Linked DNA regions of Homo sapiens: region 2 is linked to region 1. A link is an interaction called in ENCODE POLR2A ChIA-PET data of the cell type or tissue named here. Cell type or tissue: HepG2. All regions are shown on one strand. Region 1 overlaps ELL2 (elongation factor for RNA polymerase II 2). Region 2 overlaps ARSK (arylsulfatase family member K).

Region 1 (2,500 bases):
GGTATATTTGAGCAGTACGCAGACACGGCAGGGGCAGGCATCAGGGCAAATAGTGTTCACTTTGGGACCAAAGGGTGACTCTTGATGCACGTCATGAGTTTCTTTGCAGCTATGGAGCTGAAGTGGAGCTTAGAGGTTAGGGAACAAAGGGACATGGAGCCCAGGCCAATCAGAGTTCTACATTGCCTTTTCTTGGTAGTTTCAGAGCAGCATCAATGCAGATGGTATGGTCTGAGCTAAGCCCAGGCCAATCAGAGTTCTACATTGCCTTTTCTTGGTAGTTTCAGAGCAGCATCAATGCAGATGGTATGGTCTGAGCTAATCTGAAGCTTTTCAAGAGCAAGATGTTTTCAGGCAAATTTTACATCCTTAAAATTTCAAAAGGGTTTGTAGACTTAGTGCATCTAATTTCTTGAAGATGTATTAATTAGACACAAAGTTAATTGTATCAATATCCAAGTATACTCTTAAGAATGAAATGGGTATATAAGGTAGCACTTATGTTTATGGCTGGTAAGGCTGTGTAACAATTTGGCCAATGGACAGGAAAGCAGGAGACTTATTGGAAAGAGCAGGTAATATATGACAATTAGGGCAGGTTGGTGAGAGGGAAGCTTTAGAACTAAACTATGGCAACTTCAGAGCAGACCAGAACCTGTGGGACTGTTGAAGGCCAGAGCTAGGGTGGGTCTGAGACCTTGTCTAATCTAGAGCCATTCAGGCAGAGTTTCAGAGGAACCTGTGGATATGCGTCAGTCCCCTCTGATATGCAGGAGCCTATTCCATTGTGTATCTACACAGTTCTTTTTTCCAAAATGGTTATAAAGCATTTTCTTAAAAACTAGCCTTCAGGTTCATGAAATACGAGGAGGAGGAAGTGAAAATGTACTGACTGCTACTGGTAGACCTAGGGTCAGCTTTGAGGACTGAGGTAACCACCACAGGAAATAAGTTTTGAGGTCTGATTTTGAAACAATATTGGAAGACCATTCCTTTGTGAGATAGAAACTTCTCCATTTTAATTTTAGTATTTTAAGCTTTTCCTACAGGTCAGTTGGGAATAATTTTTATTTAGGGACTCACAATCTTGAATTTTTAGCTAAATGCCTTAAGAATAAAATATTATTTAAAAAGTATTAAAATGCTGTGATTCCAAACAGTTTCTTGTTCAAGATGAAGAATATAAAAATATACCACCATGTCTCGGCAACTGGAAAAGCAGATTTTAATTTTCATTCCAAAAATGAGAGACTGAAAATCAAAGGCTTAGGACCACAATCCACAACCCTCCTCCCAACCTCCTGTCTGTCTTTGATAAAAAGCTACAAAGAAAAAGTTTCAGGAAACTTTCAGACATTTATAATTAGCATAAACACTGTATACCAAGATGTGTAAGTCAAAACGTCTAATTACTCTGGGATACAAGCTCAGGCATGTGGCAACAGAATACTGCCTGAAAGGTCATTTCAACATCAAGTCACGGACGTCCTATTTACATAAGGATCTAGGGCAGAAGCACAATGTGCACACTGCTGCAACTTTCTCATATGTGAATGCTAACATCTGCTGAAAAGCTGTTGGTACCTTTACTGCAGGTTTCCTGTCCTTGAGTCAAATACTTTCTACTCAATATTGGATTGAGGTATACATTAGATTAAAAATAGAACCAGCAAGGGTTTTCTTCATTTATTTAAGTGTTTTGTTCTTCTGTGGGATTACAAATCATTCAAACTTACAGAATTCTTGTTTGACAGACACCTTTTCTGATAAGGTGATTGTAAATGCTCAGTGAACCAGCAGTACCATGGTTTGACATGACAATTCCTGGTGTTAAAGTGGACTCATATAGCTGAGCGGGCCAAGATCATCTATAATTTCTTTTTTATAGATTAGGGACAATGAGGCTTAGTGATTTGTTCAAGTTAGAGTCATACTTAGATTGACAACCCCTGTACTACAAATCCGAGCCTGCTCCATGGCTGTCTGAAACACTCATTACCTTGTAATACTAACATATTATGTTTATAGTCTTTCTCCCTTCACTAGAATATAAGCTCTGCAAGGACAGAGGCTTTTGTCTGTTGTGTTCCCTGAATATATTGTCAGCACCTCAAGTGGTGCGTGGCACAAAGTAGTCACTCAATGCATATTTGTTAAATGAAAAGGTGGATTAATGCCTGAGCCAGGCCTAGAACTGAAGTGTTTGCTTTCTTTCCACCAGCATTTCTGAAGCATGCTGAAAAGTTTCCTTATGTGAAAGAGGGGTTCTTTCCTCAAATAAATTTAGGAAATGCCAAGTTAAACAAAATAACTTTCTTTGCTGTGGGTCTTTTCATACTGAATAGTTTCCCAATTTGTATGGCCTCAGAACCCACCTCCCCTCCGGCATCCCAGGAAGCCAGTCCATCTCTTAATTTTATCTAAAATCTATTATTTGACTATATATAGACTATATATTAGCTTAGATACAAACTTACTGCAAACATTTAAACATTAGAAT
Region 2 (2,500 bases), 360 kb before region 1:
TTTTTTTTTTTTGAGATGGAGTCTTGCTCTGTCACTCATGCTGGAGTGCAGTGGCGCCATCTCAGCTCACTGCAACCTCTGCTTCCCGGATTCAAGTGATTCTCTTGCCTCAGCCTCCCGAGTAGCTGGGATCACAGGCACCTGCCACCACGCCTAGCTAATTTTTGTATTTTTAGTAGAGACAAGGTTTCACCATGTTGGCCTGACTGGCTTTGAACTCCTGACCTCAGGTGATCTGCCTGCCTCAGCCTCCCAAAGAGCTGGGATTACAGGCATGAGCCACTGTGCCTGGCCACTATGCACTTTTGTCTTCGCCTTTCTAGCTCATCATTGAGGAAATCAGTAGTTATTTGCTTAGCATTCAATGATTACTCTTGCTAGAAGTGGTAATTTATTTTGACATAAGACATGCATAATTTTCCCCATCTTAAAAAAAGAACTGACTTTAATCCCACATTTTCTTCCAGCTAACACACCATTCTCTAACATCCCTCCCGTTTTTCTGTTTTGCTTTGCAAAATAACTTCTCAGAAGAGCTTTTCTTTTTTCCCCCTGCTGCCTCACTTTCCTGCCTCCCATTCCTTCCCCTTTCCAGTTTAGCTGTTCATCTTTACCACGCATCGAAAGTGCTCTTGTCAGGGTCACCAGCTGTCTCCATACTGCCAATTCCAATGTGCATTTTCTGGCCTCATTTCAGGTGCATTCTCAACACAGCAGATGTTACCTCTTTCTTGGCACACTGCCTTCTCTCAGCTGTCATGGCACTCGGTCTCCTCACATCTTCCTCCCTTGGCCATTCTTTCTCAGTTTCCCATGCTGTTTCCCCTCTTATTTGGGACTCCTTATAGCTTCCTCTAGACCCTTTTCTTTCCCCTCCTTCTCTCTCCCTGAAAGGTTTTATTTAATCTCACAGTTTTCAAAACCATGAATATGTTAAATACTCCCAAGTTTTATTTCGCCAAGATAGACTTCTCTCAACTCCAGATTCCTATCTGTATCCAACAGCCTACTTTATATCTCTATTTGGGAATCTCAGCTATCTCAAGGATTTAGATATATTCTATATTTTGGGTTGGCTCATGTTCTAAACTGGAATTTATTTATAATTATGTTGAAAACATATAATAGATAGAACTCCAGGACTGGAACATTCTTTTTTCTGTTCTTGCTCTTTACCAACGTGAGTTCTTCAATTCCCAGTTCATCTCCAAAATGCATATCTCCAACCCAAACATCTCCTAATCTTCAGACTCACTTATCAAGCTGCCTAATTTTTTTTTGTAGAAACAGGGTCTCCCTGTGTTGCCCAGGCTGGTCTTGACCTCCTGAGCTCAAGCTATCCTCCCACCTCAGCCTCCCAAAGTGCTGGGATTATAGGCATGAGCCACCACACCCCACCCCAGCTGCCTAATTGATATCACCACTTCCATCTCACAGATATCTCAAACTTTGTATGTCCTTTAAATTCTTTGAATAGCTGGATCCTGTTCATTCTTTAGGTCTCATACATCCCAGAGAAGGCTTCCCTGTCCACACTGTCTAACGTAGGTCTCTCTTGTCCTTCTGTATCTCGGATTTTTTTCAAAGCACACGTCATAATTTGTAATTATTCATAGTTTATTTGCCAGTATACTTTTTGCCTCTCCCACTAGACTGTAAGCTTCATGGGGCCTAAGACTCTGTTTTATTCACCATTGCATCCTCAGATTTTGCAGTGTCTGGCACATAGTTAAGTATTCAATAAATACTTAGTCAGTTCATCATCCCCCAAAAGAACATTCCAGGAAGTCCTTTATTTACTGTAGTTAAATGAATCCAAGTGTAACGCTGCACTGAATTCTAGCTATTTATGTACCAGATACTGGAAACACCCTCTATACTTGTTTTGTTTTTATCTTTGGAGGATTCTTAAAATCATATTGAAGTCTTCTGCTATTGTAAATTTTATGGTTAAAGAAAATAATTTTCTTCTTTGGTAATGTAATCAATGCTAATTAAATTTCTTTATTTCCAGGATGGAAGGTTAACATTTCATCCAGGAAGTCAGGTAGTGAAACTTCCTTTTATCAACTTTATGAAGACACGTGGGACTTCCTTTCTGAATGCCTACACAAACTCTCCAATTTGTTGCCCATCACGCGCAGGTATGAACATCCTTAATATGAATGGGAGAAAGTGGCTACACACTGAAAATATATTCACAGTTTAAAAGATTATACCTAAAAGTAGAATAGTTGTATTTGGCCTCAATAAAATTGTTTTAATATAAAAGATGTGCATTTTAAGGTATATATTGGCTATTGGGGTTGTTCAAATTGTATTTTTCAAGAGTAGGAATTTTTATCATTTAGAAAGGTGTCTAGTTCATGTGTTACCGTTTTATTTCCTTGTGACTGGGGACTAAGAATCTTTTGGCCATCCAAGAAAATGAGGGAATACTCATATTTCCTAGAAGAGTTCTGTTTCCAGGGAAATTTTTCAGTAACGGTATAGGTAATTG

Evidence for each region. Peaks named below come from ENCODE experiments on the same cell type or tissue, not always from the same donor. Only the 100,000 strongest peaks of a DNase experiment are listed, where the experiment ranks them.
Region 2: POLR2A ChIA-PET joins it to region 1 with 7 read pairs; 2 of 35 experiments call an interaction of 5 or more read pairs at or near these places.

The regions. Positions count from the first base shown.
Region 1 is chr5:95,923,436-95,925,935 of GRCh38, forward strand. All of the region lies in intron 2 of ELL2 (elongation factor for RNA polymerase II 2), which reads right to left. Among named protein-coding and RNA genes, the nearest start is that of ELL2, 37 kb to the right of the region's middle. RefSeq lists enhancers at 669-808, 1,290-1,584. In HepG2, no CTCF peak of the experiment used is centred here; a DNase peak (open chromatin) is centred at 1,496.
Region 2 is chr5:95,563,984-95,566,483 of GRCh38, forward strand. It overlaps ARSK (arylsulfatase family member K), which reads left to right. Exons shown (of 8, transcript NM_198150.3): 2 at 2,015-2,144. Among named protein-coding and RNA genes, the nearest start is that of ARSK, 10 kb to the left of the region's middle. In HepG2, no CTCF peak of the experiment used is centred here; no DNase peak of the experiment used is centred here.